Linked DNA regions of Mus musculus: all the other regions are linked to region 3. The links are chromatin contacts, found by POLR2A ChIA-PET in ENCODE. All regions are on one chromosome and are shown on one strand. The core of a region is the stretch at or near the end of the contact, and the rest is flanking DNA. Distances in the headings are between cores, read along the strand shown.

Region 1 (3,662 bases), core at 774-3,273, 66 kb before region 3:
AACTGTAAACCAGCCCCTGTTAAATGTTGTCCTTATAAGAGTTGCCTTGGCCATGGTGTCTGTTCATAGAAATAAAAGACTAACTAAGATACTGCCTGAGGCAGCTGGCTAGGAATTCCCTGGAACTGGGTAGCATTACAGATGTTTTTGAGTGACCATGTGGGTGCTTGCAAATGAACCCAGGTTCTCTAGAAGAGCTTTAAAACTTAGTGTTCCTGCTGAATGTCCAGAAAGGGAAGTTCAGCCGGGTGTGGTGGCACATGCCTTTAATCCCAGCACTTGGGAGGCAGAGGCAGGCAGATTTCTGAGTTCGAGGCCAGCCTGGTCTACCAAGTGAGTTCCAGGACAGCCAGGGCTACACAGAGAAACCCTGACTCAAAAAACCAAAACCAACCAAACAAACAAAAGAAACAGGTAATCTATCTTCCATATTATTTTTGAAGTGCTGTTCAGCTAAACTGGCTAATTACCTATTCTCTACTCTTATACTCATAGTATAATTATTTAAACATGGGACCACATTCTTGGATCACATGATCCAGGGACTCGGACCTAACCTAAAATGAATGTCTTCTTTGATCATTAATTAGTCCCAAGCCAGGGGACTGGTGAGATGGCTCAGTGGGTAAGAGCACCCGACTGGTCTTCAGAAGGTCCGGAGTTCAAATCCCAGCAACCACATGGTGGCTCACAACCACCCATAATGAGATCTTATGCCCTCTTCTGGTACGTCTGAAGACAGCTACAGTGTACTTACATGTAATAAATAAGTAAATAAATAAATAAATAAAAGTGTTTGTGCACCAAAAAAAAAAAAATTAGTCCCAAGCCTATTTTGTCTTTCAAGTACAATTACATGCTTGTAACACACGAAAGCTCACTGTGTTCCTTATTTAACGTTTGCAGCCAAAGGAGGGGACACATTCTATGCTTAATGCTAACTTTACTATATCTTTCTGGCAAAACAATCTAAACCATCTCCTTAAACTTTCTTTTTTTTTTTTTAAGATGTATTTATTTATTATATGGAAATATATTGTAGCTGTCTTCAGACACTCCAGAAGAGGGAGTCAGATCTCCTTTACGGATGGTTGTGAGCCACCATGTGATTGCTGGGATTTGAACTCTGGACCTTCGGAAGAGCAGTCGGGTGCTCTTACCCACTGAGCCATCTCACCAGCCCCTCCTTAAACTTTCTATCACCTACCCTAACATCTTAAAACTATTTTAATCAAATAAGAAATTCTATAAAATCATTAATTCATCTATTTTATGAAAGTTCATCTTTATATTAATCTGCAGGAGACTTGCCCAATCGAGTGGGCTGTCTCCCAATAAGCAACCACAGCAGACTCTAGGCAGTGAGGGTCTCCTGGTGCCCATTCACATCGTACTAGATATGGGAGGCATATAACAATGAAAAACATGAGGAGGCACTGCAGCACCAAGAAGTAATCCAGAGACGAACGCCTCCGGGGGGCAGTGCCTCTCTAGGAACATGCATCACAGCTGTGCAAAACGGTGGACCATCTCCAGCAAAGTCACTTGCCCACCACAGTTTCTCCTGTATGGTGTCCACCATCCAAGCCTTGTGCTGGTTTTACAGACAGGGTTTCACAGGCCGGCCGGTTGGATTGCTGGTGTGATTGACTCCTGACACTGATTCCCAAGTCACCACTTAAATTCAGAAAAGGCTGGGCTGGATATATTTGGCCAGGACCTTGCAGAAAAAGCTCCACGTGGAGCTCCGCCCTCCTCTAGCCACGCCCACACCAGATAAGACCACGCCCACTGCTGTCATTTAGCGAGTGGGGAGACCTGCTCTCGATTTTCCCTTAGGGGCGTGGTTAGGACGTCTGTGGAGTTCTTGTTCACCAATGAGGCTGCAAGGCATTGCAGAGGAAGGGGTGGGCTGCTAGGCGTCAAAGGGTGGTGTCTGCTTTCCTATTGGGTGGCGTGTGGTTGTCAAGGAAACTGCAATGTGGGGCTGGGCTTTTCGGTGAGGCGGGGCTTCCGGGAGGCTGAGGCTCTCCGTCAGCTGACCCACCGCCATCTTGGCCGCCATTTGCAGCGGCCCTAAGCTGGGAAGGGTCTGTGGAAGCTGGGGGGGGCGGGCTTACTGGCTACCCCTTCTCCTCAGACTGCTCTCCGGCTACAGCCGTCGCTCTGGCCTCCACGGCGTCCCCTCCGCGGCGGCCGGAAACACAGCGGGGCGGTTGCCTGAGGTGCGGTCGCCGGGTCCCCGCACCTTCTAGGGCCGCGGCAGCGGCGTTTCCCTCGGAGGCCGCAGCCCACGGGCCGCCGCGATGGCCCTCAAGATGGTCAAGGGCAGTATCGACCGCATGTTCGATAAGAACCTGCAGGATCTGGTCCGCGGCATCCGCAACCACAAGGAGGACGAGGTGAGCCGGCGCGGAGCGGGGCTGCCGGGCTTTCCCCCCATTGCCTCTGGCCCGCCGTGGAGCCGTCTTCCTCGACCCCATCGCCTTTCCCGTCCTGCCTGTTCCAGAGCTGCGGCTCTGCACAGCCTCTCCTTCCCCTGGCCTCAGTTTACCCCCAGCAGCTTGAAACAGGCGCTGTCCAAAATGGCTCAGGTGTCTCGTCTGTTGTAACTAGGGGCCACTCCCTGAACCTCCAAATTGTCCACTTGGAGCAGTCCTTGCCCTAAAGGCCTCAGCGTTTTAGGTCTTGAAGTTGGATGCCACTGCTAGAGCCTGAGTTTACCTTCTTGAAGAAGACTTACTTAGGCAAAGGTTCCCCCACTTGAGCTAGTTTCTGGATCCCATATGGAGGAATCGGGGACCCTCACAGAAAAATCCTGTCATAGGTCTACGTGTCTCCCATGGAGAAATCCCCTTGTCAGGAAAGCACAGGCCCGGGTGGCTGTCTTGGGCTTCCTTGGGAACCCTGCCAGGTTTTCCTGCCCCAGATCCCCTGAACTATTAGTGTGTGCAGGACCTAGGGGCATCTTGGAATGGGGAAGCCTGACTTCAAAACTGGAAGCTCAAAGAAGGCAGAAGTCAGGGTGTGGAAGCGATTTTTCCAGAAGTTACACTGAGACTACAAGCGCTGCTTCCTTTCCTCCCCACAGCCTGTGACCTAGATTAAGGAAGAAGTGATAGAGTGACTACTTAGTGCCTGGCTCAGTGGAAAGACGCAGGCCTCCTCCTGGGCTGGAAGGCCATGCTGAAAGAGGGTGCCTGTCCCTAGCTGGGACAGTCATTTCTCTGTAGCCCTCTTCCCTTCTACCCTACCTGGTGTGGTTTGTACCCTCCCTGCTCTCCCTGGCTGTTACTTCAGTTGAAATAGCTGGTTGGCCTGCGTTTTGCTGGGTGTGGACTGCCCTATGTGATATTTCCTTTGTACTGTGGCCCTCTTTGCTCTCAAGAGGGCTTCCACATTCCCTTCTTGCCTTCCCGTACAGAGAATGTTCCCTGGGCAGCTGTTCTAGGACCCTGGGGACAGGTCACATTCTAGTTTGAGTACCTGAAACAGACTCTAGCTAGGGACATAACCTGGGCTGGCTCATGGTACTCCTGCCTCAGTCTTCTTAGTGTTGGGATTACTGATTTTAAGGTATGTGTGCCCAGGGCCTCAGGCCTCTGTTATGTTTTGCTCTTCACGTCCCCTACCTTCCCATCCCGCAAATCTCAAATCTTCAT
Region 2 (3,551 bases), core at 254-2,753, 110 kb before region 3:
TGCTGAGGTGTGGCAGGGAGATCTTGGCACAGTCCAGCTCAAGGCGTAAGCGCCCAGCATCAGCCTCCAGCTCTCGGCCCAGGGCACCCTTGCCACGCAGATGCAAAGACAAAGCATCATCTGGTGGTACACAGGACTTTAACTGCAGGAGCTCCTGCTGGCGCTGGGTCTTCTCGAGCTCCACGATGCTGATCTAGAGGATGGGAGGGGTGTCACAGAGCAGCCAAGGCTCCACCCAGCAGGGTAGGTGGCACATGGTGGTCCAACGACACGTACACCCCTGCTGTCCACCATCACAGATGCCTTTCTGAGGGTGAAGATGGGGTCTGATGCAACACACCAATACCCTACCTGCAGCTCCAGGCAGTGCCGCTGCTTCTCTGAGATCTGGCTCCTCAGGGCCTGCTTCTCTTTCCGCAGGTTCTCCAAGGACAGTGTGGACCAGTCAAGCCTCAGCTCCTCACACCGGGCCCTGAGCTATGGGTACATGAACAGGAAGTCTCAGTAGCCAAAGGGAGCAAGGGCCAGGCTCTCTGGACAGTGCAATGGATCCTTCCCACAGTTGTAGCACATAGTATCAACACCCAGCCACAAACAAGCAATGTAATAAAGGCCAATATGACCTTTACAGGACCATGACAAGATGGAAAAGAGTCCCTGGCCTGATCCTTGCTCAGCCCAGCAAATCTGGTGCCAGAGCACACCTCTGGGCCAGTGAGTGGGCAATCAAGTCCTCCCTCCACCCCACACGTGCGCAACCAGCAGCGGCAGGCCCCCCTGCACACACCAGCCGCAGGCTCTGGCTCCGAAGCTCGCTGTTGTCCTTCTCCAGCTGTTCCGACTGTTCCCGCAGCTGCTGGTTGTGGGCAGAGATTTCCTTCTGGGCCTGAATCAGGTCATTGTAGGTCAGCGCCTTCACGCCCAACTGGGGATGAGGACAAAGCATGGTGAGTAGAGTCCCAGTTTATAGGAACAAAAGAGATGACAGCTACCCTACAGCTCTGACCCGAGTATAGCCAAGGCAATTCCATATCAGTACTTCCATAAGGACAAGGGACGCTATCTTTGGTTGCCCCACCAAACCCTGGGTCAGGTTCTGCTGAAGTGGGCGGGCGGGCGGCCTCACGTCACCTCATCCAGCTTCTGCTGGAACAGCCTGCGGATTTCTTCCTTTTGGGCCTGGCAATGGCCGAAGAGCTGCTGGGCTGTGCCCAGGAGCTGTGTGTTCTTCTCCTGCAAGAGAGGACAGGAGAAGGTGACCACAGAGCCCCCAGGCAGCCCTATGTTGAGAACTGACATTAAGGCAGAGCCTGCGCACCTTCTCCTGGTCCAGAAGCTGCTGTAGGTTAGCCTTGTACTGCGGGGTCTTTGTATAAGCCAGGAACTGCAGGTACTGGATTCTGAAGGACTCTGGAGGCACACACACAGCACAACATGTAAAGAAAGGCTGGTGCAGGAGTGGGAGGCAGCAGACACAGGGAGGCTATTGGGCCCTGGCTTGCTGCAGGTCCATTCTGCTGTACTTTCAGCTTTTCTCACAATGTGGGAGGTTTCCTCCTGGCAGAATGGGCAACCCTAAACCCTGAAAGCAGATCTCTCCTTCAAGTAAGGGATTTTGTCAGCCTTCCCTGTGCAGTGAGGGTCCCCCTCCCCCCCAGACAGGGTTTCTCTGTAACCCTGGCTATCCTGGAACTCACTTTGTAGACCAGGTTGGCCTCAAACTCAGAAATCCACCTGCCAGGATTAAAGGCGTGCGCCACCACCACCTGGCTTACAGTGAGTTGTTCTATACAGAGCTCCCCAAGTACTGATGGGACACACAGGTCCCCAGATGTGGTCCAGGATGCCTGAGGTAAGTTGGTCTCAGCTACTCACAGGAGCCAACATAAGCCAAAGTAAGCCAGGCCATACAGCAAGTGGGCTTGACTGGGGCCCCACCACTTGCACAGCCCCCACAGAATGGCTTCAATGTCAGAGCTATGACCCACCTAAAAGCTTCTGCAGCGCAGGTGGGGTGGGTGCCACTAGCAGTGGGTTGGGTGAGTGCAGCTGCGTGCTTGGAGGTAGCTGGTAGAATGGGCTGTGAGGTGCCCTGTACGCATCTGCAAGAGAGAGAAGAGTCCCCGTCAGCTACCAACCATGGTCCCACACTACTGTGGGCAACAAACTTGTCAAATCTGGGGTTTGAAACAGCTATGGGATCCAAATCCACACTGAGCTCCTCCTGGTTTGTAGTATCAGGCCTGGCACATGGCAGAGTCCCATAGTCACATGAATGGGGACTCACACCCCTGCAATGCAGAAAAGAAAGAGGCTTACCCTGGGGTGAGGCTGAGGGTGGGGCTGGGGGCGGAGAGTGCAGGAGATCCAGTGTGCTTTGGCTCTTCTTAGACTTGCGTTCGGCACTGGCAGCACTCATTTTCTTGGGCCGCCCACGTTTCCGGCCAGCCATCTTTCTCCCTTTCTTGTTCAGTTTCTTCTTCCGGGCTTTGGAGGGAGATGGCTTTTTGACAGTAGCCACACCTGATTTTTCTTCCTCAGCACCAGAATCCTGGAGAACACAGACAGGCAGGTAAGGGTCACAGCAGGAGTGCTCACAAGACCATAGGCTGAGGCACCCCAGCCACCTAGCAGCCCTGTGCCCTGTGCTGGACGGACATGCTGGACAAGGAGCCTATCTCACCGCGGGGGCCTCAGTGGCAGCTGCTTTGCTCTCAGGGACTTTGGTGGGCGTGGTCGCATTGCTCTTGTTCTCTCGCTGCTGTCTTCGCCTAGCTGCCTCCTGCTCCTCCTGAAAGGAAGTGCTGGGTAAGTGTCCAGAACACAGGATGATCCAACTCTGCTCCAGCACGAATGAAGTAGCTACATACACAAGACACTTGGGAGAGTCTCAATGCATGACTTGGGTCCCACAGCCCCTCTGTGGGGAAGACATGAGCCTGTCATGGTGTGATGGCCCAGGATTACCCTACACTGATAGCTGCAGGACCACATGGCAATGAAAGCTCATGGGACATGCCAACCAACAGAGAGGCCCAACTGCGCCACTCAGGACAGATATGGTCCCCCAAAGAGCTAGGCCAAACCACACATTAAAGACCTATGTCCTCTTGGCACAACACAGCCACTCTGACTTGAACCCAGCTGCTCTGGCCTTCATGAGGTGCACACCTGAATGCCCTTGTGGAATCAGCTGAGGACACACACTGGTTACAGGCGCTAGGCTGCTGTGGGATGCACTCCTTGGTGGCAGTGTACCTGCCTGTAAGGTGCCTACACTCCTGTACCACCGACAGCTCAGCACTTCACCCGGCAACAGCTGCTAGAGTGTTAGGCTCTGCTCTTAGTGTCCATGTACAGTGAACACATCTTGGTTTACATCTCCCCAGGGAAAGGCACACAATAGCCCACCTCTATATGTCCCTGAGGAGAGCCTGTCTCAGCTACTCACAGGGGACAACATAAGCCAATGCCCAGCAGCTGTGACTAGAGAAGTACCTGCCATGGAGCACACTGCCCAGCCTTCCAGGGTACTAGAGACAAGAATCCTC
Region 3 (3,547 bases), core at 34-2,533:
AGGAATGGGCTCAGGCTATAATTGGTGGCAAACTCCTTTAACAGCTGAGTAGAGACCCTTGTTTGAGTCTGCCAGGAATTGATCCCTGACTGCCTTGAGCTGAAGTTCTATCCCCTGCCCAAATCTGTCCAGGTAATGAACCTTGTACAGGCATGACAATCTGAATTAGAGACAAACATTTCTGCCAATGCAATCACTAATGACGACAATGAGGCTCGGGAGTCAGACAGATGACTCATAAGTTAAGCCAAACTGTTACTCTTACAGAGAACCCAGGGTACAGCCCAGCACCCACATCAGGCATCGTGTAATTTCACCTCTCTTCTGACTTTCCAGGCACCTGTATGCATAAGGCACACACACTCACACGGACGAGGACCTGTGTGAGTGCACACAAACACACAAAGAGCTGCTTGAGGTTCATGAGGCTCCAGCCTCAGTAGAGGGTGGTGGTAAAAACTTGTAGACAAACTACCCTGAAGAGGGAAAACAACCTCTTTGTGCACGGAAGCAGCCGAGGCAGCAGGCACAACGCGGTCTGACTGTATCCGAACCTGAATCGGGGATCCTAGCCCCTTCTTGTCCCAGCTATCCCCACCGAGGGCTGCAAAGGACCCAAGAGGTTCAAGAAGGGTTCATCACGGATTGCAGAGCTGGAGCACAGGACAAGGGCATCAGTATTCAGTAAAATTAGGGCTGGCTTGCCCTCCTTCGGCAGCTGAACGCGGCACCCGGCTCAAGGACAGGGAGCAGAACCTGCAGCGCGCAAGCCAGCGGGCCAACTGTGACACAGGAGAAGGCGGCCTCACGGCCCAAACTGAAGCCTTCAGTACCCTTCTGCGCAGGCGCAGGCGACTCCGGAGGCTGGTCACCAGCCTCTCCACACAGTCCTCTCCCACCCCCCAGCCAGGTCACGCGGCTGCAGTCGAGTATCTTTTCACGCTCCGCCCCCACCGTGGGAGTGCGCAGGCGCGCTTGAAGCTTCGCGCCCCACTTCCCTCGGAATCTCCCCTTCCCCCTGCCAGCTCGAAGTGCGCAGCCGTGTTTGGAGTCGCCAACACGGTCGCTGCGCAGCTCCACTCCGCTCCCCGCTAAGCTCCGCCCCTTAAACGGGAGCGCGCAGCCGTATTCTGCATTCCCCGGCGTGCTCTTCTCGCTGCGGCCTTCGACGCTCCTGGAAGCTCCGCCTCCTCTGTTCCCTGAGAAAGGCGGAGACTGGTGCGGAGGGGCGGGGTAACTTCGGGACCGCGCCTATAAAGGTGGCCGCGCCGGCCGCGCGCGCGGCTCCTCTCGGCGGCAGCGGCCCAGTGGAGGGGTCCGTGGTGGCGGTGGTGGCGGCGGTGGCGGCGGCGGCGGCGGCGACGGCGGCGGCGGCGGCGGCGGCAGCAGCAGCGGTGGCTGTGGCGGCGCTGTTCCCCGCGCAGTCCTCGGAGCGGGGTCCGGGCTGTGCTAGGTGAGGTGACGGCGCTGCGACCCCGGCCGGTGTCCGACCCCGGTGAGCGCGGCGCCAAGGGCGACATTCTCCGAGGGAGGAAGGAAGCCCGAGTCAGGCGCGGGAGCTCCGCCGAGCCCCGGCCGCCTCCGCCCGGCCGAGCGCCTCTCTCAGCCTCGGTCCTTTGTCTCCTCCGCCCGCAGGGTCGCCTCCCAAGCCGCCCCCCGGGCCCCGCGTCCCCTCCCCCGCTGGTGGGGCCCGGACTGAAGATGGTGCAGAAGAGAACAGCCGAACTTCAGGGCTTCCACCGTTCGTTCAAGGTGAGGGGTCCTGTCCGGGGGTCCCATTGCAGTGACGGGTGCGACGGATAAGCAGAGCCTACTCGGGAGGCTGGTGCAGGGCTTGGGAGGGGTGCTTGCATTGGACTTTTGTGCTGGAGGTGGTGGGGGTCAGCAGGCCGCAGCCCTGTCCCCATCCTCCTAGTAGCTCTCTCTTCTAGGACCCTCAACCCCCACCCCCAGGCTTGTGATTGGTGGCTCTGTGTCCCTTGCAGTTAGCCCGATCACAGTCGTCTGTTTCTGTGTGTGATCCTAGGCAAATCGAGTGTTTCTGTTCCTTGCAACTTCCAGGCCTGTCTTGTGCTGGTTGGGAGAGTCAGTAAGCTGCAGCCTTGCTTCTAGCTGCCTACTAACTCTTCATGAACTGCCCCAGGCTCCCCTGTGATCTGTGGCTGTGTCCCTAGCAGTTTCTCAGCCCGGGCTTTCCTACCTCTGTATGTGGTCTCTGATGGACTTTACATTTGTTTCCTGCAGTGTGTGCTTGTTGCAGGCTACAACCTGTCCCCGGCTGCCTAGTAGCTCTTTCTTTCAGGACCCACTCCCACCACTGATTGGTGGCTCTATGTCCCTCGCCATCAGCCTGATCTCAGTCTTGTGCTCCCCACCCACTTTCTGTATGTGATCCCACACTTTCTGTGTCCCCCAGGTTGGCCTTGTTCTGGATGAAAGCACGTCAGCAGGTCCTAGCTCTCTCTTTTGTGAGCTCCCCTAGGTTGGCTTGTGGTCAGTGGCTGGATGTTCCTTGCAGTCTCTCAGCCCCGTCTCCCCTACTTCTGTGTATATAGTTCCAGGGAAACCCTGTATCTGTCCACTGTAGTCTCAAGCTGGCCTGTGCGGTTGGTTGGGATCAGAGGGGATGAAGCCTTGTTGGGGAAACCCTTTGGCACATGGGTATGCTTTGCCCCACTGCAACCTCCACACTTGGTGGTGGCCTGTGGAGACCTTCCCTCAAGACACCCCAGGCCCAAAGTGTTATTTCTTATCAGAACAGGAAGTTTCTGTAGTGTTATTAATGGTGGCTGATTGAGTCTTACCTTAGATGAGTATATCTGGGGGTGGTGAAGGTGGGCAGGGTGCTAGGCAGAGCCCCCTACTTGGGGCCTGGCCTAAAGGACGCAGTGATGTCAGCCTGCCCACCCCACCCAGAAGGCTGGATTATGTAATGGCTTCCTGGGGCAGGGACCTGTTGCCCTGTAGAGAAGGCAAGAGTGTGTATGTGTGTGCCTGCACCCCTGTGGGAGGGGCATGCAGATAGGGAAGAATTCCCAGGCCTGTCCAGCCAGTGCCCCTGGCCAACTGCCCCACCCCTGCCTCAAATGCCTGTTATCCTTGGCCAGCTTGATTTGGGGCTGAGCAGGAACGAGAGATGGACCCAAGAATGTCACCTACAGTGGGTTTTTTTTTTTTGCCCTCCTGGGGCTTTGCTTGAGCCTAGAGGGTCAGCAAGGCTGCCAAAGCAAACCCTGGCTTTCTAGATGGTTCGAGCCGCCTCCTGCCAGGCCTGCTGACTCAAGGCCCTCAGCCAGACCCAGGGGAGGCTGGCTGGACCAGACTGGACTGCCCACACAGCACTTGGGACTGCAAGCTGCCCTCTGCGTGGCCACTGTGGGGCTCTGCACTGAGCTGGGACTGTGGGGAGCTGGCTGTTAGGCAGCCTTGTAGGTGGCCAGGGACTGGTACCTCAACTCCCTCCTGGGACCCCACCCTATGAGGCTGCTTCTGGAAGCCAGGCTACTGCTGCTCAGGTAGCCTCAGTCTGCAGCTAGTCAGATAGCAC
Region 4 (3,604 bases), core at 896-3,395, 90 kb before region 3:
AGCCTTGCAAGTGGGGAGCCACTTACCAGCTGGTGGATGCTGTCGATGGCCCGGTTGTATTTGTCACACAGCCGCTGCATGCTTTCAAAACTGAAAAAGGAAGGAGAGAGTGTGTGTGTGTGTGTGAGTGAGTATGTGTGTGTTATTGGAGGCCACCGGGCTCCAGAACACCAACATGTCTGGCCAGCTCTGTGCTCAGACGGTCCCTGGACACAGGAACAAGGCCAAGGCAGTTTGGGTAACTCTACTTCACATGTCAATTCCACAGTCAGACTGTCACTTAGATGAGGAACTTTAAGAGCATGTCATAACTATGACCTAGGCGAGGGCTGGGGAGATAGTTTCAGCAGCTAGTGTGCTTGTTTCTAACTAAGTATGAGGTCCTGGGTTTGAGTCCTGAGAACCTACCAAAAGCAGGGCAGAATGAGGTCCTGAGTTCTCCATCCTTCTAAGGAAGAAGGGGGCAGGGTTGGCATGTGCAGCATTCAAAATTAAGAAGTCATCTCAAATGAGGTAGAAGGTAGAGAGACTAGGCTCTCCTCTCTAAGCTGTAAGGAGCATGTGAGACAACAGGATGGGGCACTGGCCCACACTGACAACTCCAGCTCTCAGGAGGTGGAAAGATGCAGAGATGGACAATGTTACAAGTTCAAGCCAGCCAGGGCTATACAGTGAAACCTGTCTCCAAAAAAGAAAACGAAGTTGGAACATGTGAGACAGCCTAGTATAGCAATGACAGCAATGGCTACCTCTGCAAGAGTATTCAGGTTCTGTTCCCAGCACCCACAAAGAGGCTCACAACCAGCTATAGCTTCAGCTCCAGGGGATTCTTCTGGCCCCTGTGGGTACTGCCTGCATATGTTGTAGAGACAAACAAATGGGCAAACGTTCACACTCAAAGTAAAAATAAATGGAGCCGTTTAAAAAGGAGGCAAGCAGGCATAGTGCCTTGGATTGCTTGGGCAGTGGAGGCCCTGCCAATTTCTGGACTCCAGGCCACCATCAGCCAGGACCAGGTGCAGGGGTATCTGGCTTTTGGACAGGCCTGGGGCAGGACCCCTTAATTTCTTGGTTTCTTTGAGAAGACCCCTGTGTACTTTGACCGCCAAGTAGCAGAAGCACAGTTCTAGGGATGAGAGTGCTACTCCACACCCCCTATGTTCAGGGATACCCTAAATGCCCAGGAGGAGACTAATGCTGGGGACAGGATGCTCTGGAACACTAAGACACACAGACAGCTTCCTCCCCATGTGAGGGAGTCACACAATGCCACTTGATGCCCCAGCACTCTGGTGTGTTACAGTATGAACCTGGACTGGCCCCAATCATGTGTCTTACACCTTTCTTTCTCTCTTTTTTTTTTTTTTAAAGATTTATTTATTTATTATATGTAAGTATACTGTAGCTGTCTTCAGACACTCCAGAAGAGGGTGTCAGATCTTGTTACAGATGGTTGTGAGCCACCATGTGGTTGCTGGGATTTGAACTCCGGACCTTCAGAAGAGCAGTCGGGTGCTCTTACCCACTGAGCCATCTCACCAGCCCACCTTTCTTTCTCTTAAAAGGAACCCAGGACAGCTGCAGCCACAGAACAGAGCATGGCATCCCTGAACCGGGAAAAGCCAAAGCAGGGCGAGGTGTTGGCACACACAACTACAGTCCCAGCTACTTGGAATTTGGGTCATGCGAGCCCCAGGAGTTTGAGGTCACACCAGGTAAGGTAAGAAAGCCTACTCGACGACCAGAGGGGTGGAGGGTCCCACTGCAGGGTTCTGGGTGGGTTCCTCACATGAAAAAAGTCGTTTCCTGGGGTCCAGGAGCTTCACAGAGGAAGTGAGATAGAGGGCTGAAGTTAATTCCAACTCTATAAGGACACAGGCTCCTGCCTTGGGTCAGCAGTGAGCTCGAGTCCACTTACACCCAGTTGCTAGTCAGAGGGCAAGGGGCCCAGCCAGTGGACTGTAGGACTGTCCTGTCCCAGTGTCACTAAGGCTGGCAGGAATCCTTTCTAATAATCAGGTCATAGGTCAAGCAAAGCTTTTTTAGGCAGGCTCTGAGCAGGAGGTAGAGCCTGGGCTATTCTTTCTCAAAGAAAAACAAACCTGGCTCCAGGCAGCATTCCAGGGATGCCTTTGCTTCTCCGCCCACTCTGCACAGAAGGCCTACCTAGGTGGGGGCAAGGATTGGCCTCACCCAGCACCTATGGTGGCAAGGTGGAGGCCCATCAACATAGCGCTGGCAGGACCTGCTGTTAAAACGGCCAGTAGCTCTCTCACCAGCCCTGGTAATTTCCCACATATCAATTCAATGTGTACAGTGTAGGAGTTCCCAGTGATTGCCTCACTCCTCCAGCCAGATACACTCTTCTACCAAAAGAGCTTCCCGAAGGAAGCGTAGCAAGGGTGTAGGCAGCGGGGTAGGTGCAGCCCACAGCCTGCTCCATCCCTTCCTGCTCACCTTTTGGTGTCGTAGTCGATCAGGACATAGTTCTCCATGGCCAGCTTGAGATCTGGGATTTCCTCGCAGACCCACCTGAAATGGAACACAGAGGTGTTGCTGGCCTCAGCACGACGCTCTCTGGAGTGTGTGTGTGTGTGTGTGTGTGTGTGTGTGTGTGTGTGTGTGAATGTTACTGTGCAAGTTCATGAGGAGCTATTGAGAAATCACAGATTTTGAGGCCAAGGTCAGTGTTGGCACTTGGAAAAGAAATAAATTCATATATTATGGTAAAAAGCAAAATATTAGACAGGCTCAGTGGTACAAGCCAGCCAATCCAGCACATTGGGTGGGGCTGAGGCATAAAAATTTCTAATTCAAGGCCAGTCTGGGCTACATAATGGGACCTTTCCCCAAGATGGGGAGGGAGCTGGCAAGATGGCTCAGTGGGTAAAAGCAACTGTGGCACAGAACCAACAACCCAAGTTCAATCCTGTAGCCTACACAAGGAGGAGAAGCAATTTCACAAAGCTGCCCTCTGCCCCCACCATATGCTGTGGCATGTGTGTACCTGACAAATCAACCACACACAAACATAATTAAAAAAAAAAAAAAAAAAAACTCTGGGGGAGGGACCAGCTTGGGATATAACACCCCGCCCCACCCCGCCCCCAGACAGGATTTTTCTACACAGCCTTGACTGTCCTGAACTCACTATGTATACCAAGGGGCAAACCAGGCTGGCCTCAAAACTATAGTGATGCTCCTGCCTCTGCCTCACAAGTTCTGCTGGGTTCCACTCCAGCCAGATACACTCTTCCACCAAAAGAGCTTCCTGGAGGCTTAGACAGTTGGCAAGGGTGTGGGTGGGCCTTCTTAGGTTAGGTATGTATGTACTTGTAGATGCACAAGATGGGGTGACATGTGTACCATAGCACACATAAGAGATCAAAGGAAATCTGTAGCCAGTCCCCTCCTTCCATCTTCATTCACATGGCTTCCAGAGATGTACTCAGGTCCCCAGGCTAGCACTATACCCAACTTAACTGGCCTCTTTACGGCCCCGGCTGGCTTGTAAGTCCCACTGCTTCCACTGCCTCCACCTGTGGCATTGAATGGCAATCTATGAGTCCAGTCTCTATGGTCTGCCAGGGCTTTCCCCAGTAAT

The links. ChIA-PET counts read pairs that join two places held with the same protein, here RNA polymerase II (POLR2A).
Region 1: POLR2A ChIA-PET joins it to region 3 with 82 read pairs in embryonic stem cell. The contact joins the promoter of Ap3d1 here to the promoter of Mknk2 in region 3. POLR2A ChIA-PET finds 5 or more read pairs at or near these places in 4 of 5 experiments (Patski and embryonic stem cell).
Region 2: POLR2A ChIA-PET joins it to region 3 with 14 read pairs in embryonic stem cell. The contact joins the enhancer-like site here to the promoter of Mknk2 in region 3. POLR2A ChIA-PET finds 5 or more read pairs at or near these places in 3 of 5 experiments (Patski and embryonic stem cell).
Region 4: POLR2A ChIA-PET joins it to region 3 with 24 read pairs in embryonic stem cell. The contact joins the enhancer-like site here to the promoter of Mknk2 in region 3. POLR2A ChIA-PET finds 5 or more read pairs at or near these places in 3 of 5 experiments (Patski and embryonic stem cell).

What each region holds. Positions count from the first base shown.
Region 1 is chr10:80,740,636-80,744,297 of GRCm38, reverse strand. Ap3d1 (adaptor-related protein complex 3, delta 1 subunit) reads left to right here and starts at 2,023. Exons shown (of 31, transcript NM_007460.2): 1 at 2,023-2,402. The coding sequence starts at 2,307.
Region 2 is chr10:80,782,424-80,785,974 of GRCm38, reverse strand. It overlaps Dot1l (DOT1-like, histone H3 methyltransferase (S. cerevisiae)), which reads right to left. Exons shown (of 28, transcript NM_199322.2): 13 at 2,684-2,791; 14 at 2,320-2,551; 15 at 1,989-2,102; 16 at 1,319-1,410; 17 at 1,132-1,233; 18 at 788-925; 19 at 352-477; 20 at 1-193. Among named protein-coding and RNA genes, the nearest start is that of Plekhj1, 14 kb to the left of the region's middle. Within about 2 kb of position 1,503, at least 1 of the 3 ENCODE cell types and tissues checked has a DNase peak (open chromatin) inside an H3K27ac peak, as active enhancers do.
Region 3 is chr10:80,674,029-80,677,575 of GRCm38, reverse strand. It overlaps Mknk2 (MAP kinase-interacting serine/threonine kinase 2), which reads left to right and starts at 1,283. Exons shown (of 14, transcript NM_021462.4): 1 at 1,283-1,495; 2 at 1,636-1,752. The coding sequence starts at 1,702.
Region 4 is chr10:80,765,091-80,768,694 of GRCm38, reverse strand. It overlaps Dot1l (DOT1-like, histone H3 methyltransferase (S. cerevisiae)), which reads right to left. Exons shown (of 28, transcript NM_199322.2): 3 at 2,458-2,532; 4 at 27-90. Among named protein-coding and RNA genes, the nearest start is that of Dot1l, 12 kb to the right of the region's middle. Within about 2 kb of position 2,145, at least 1 of the 3 ENCODE cell types and tissues checked has a DNase peak (open chromatin) inside an H3K27ac peak, as active enhancers do.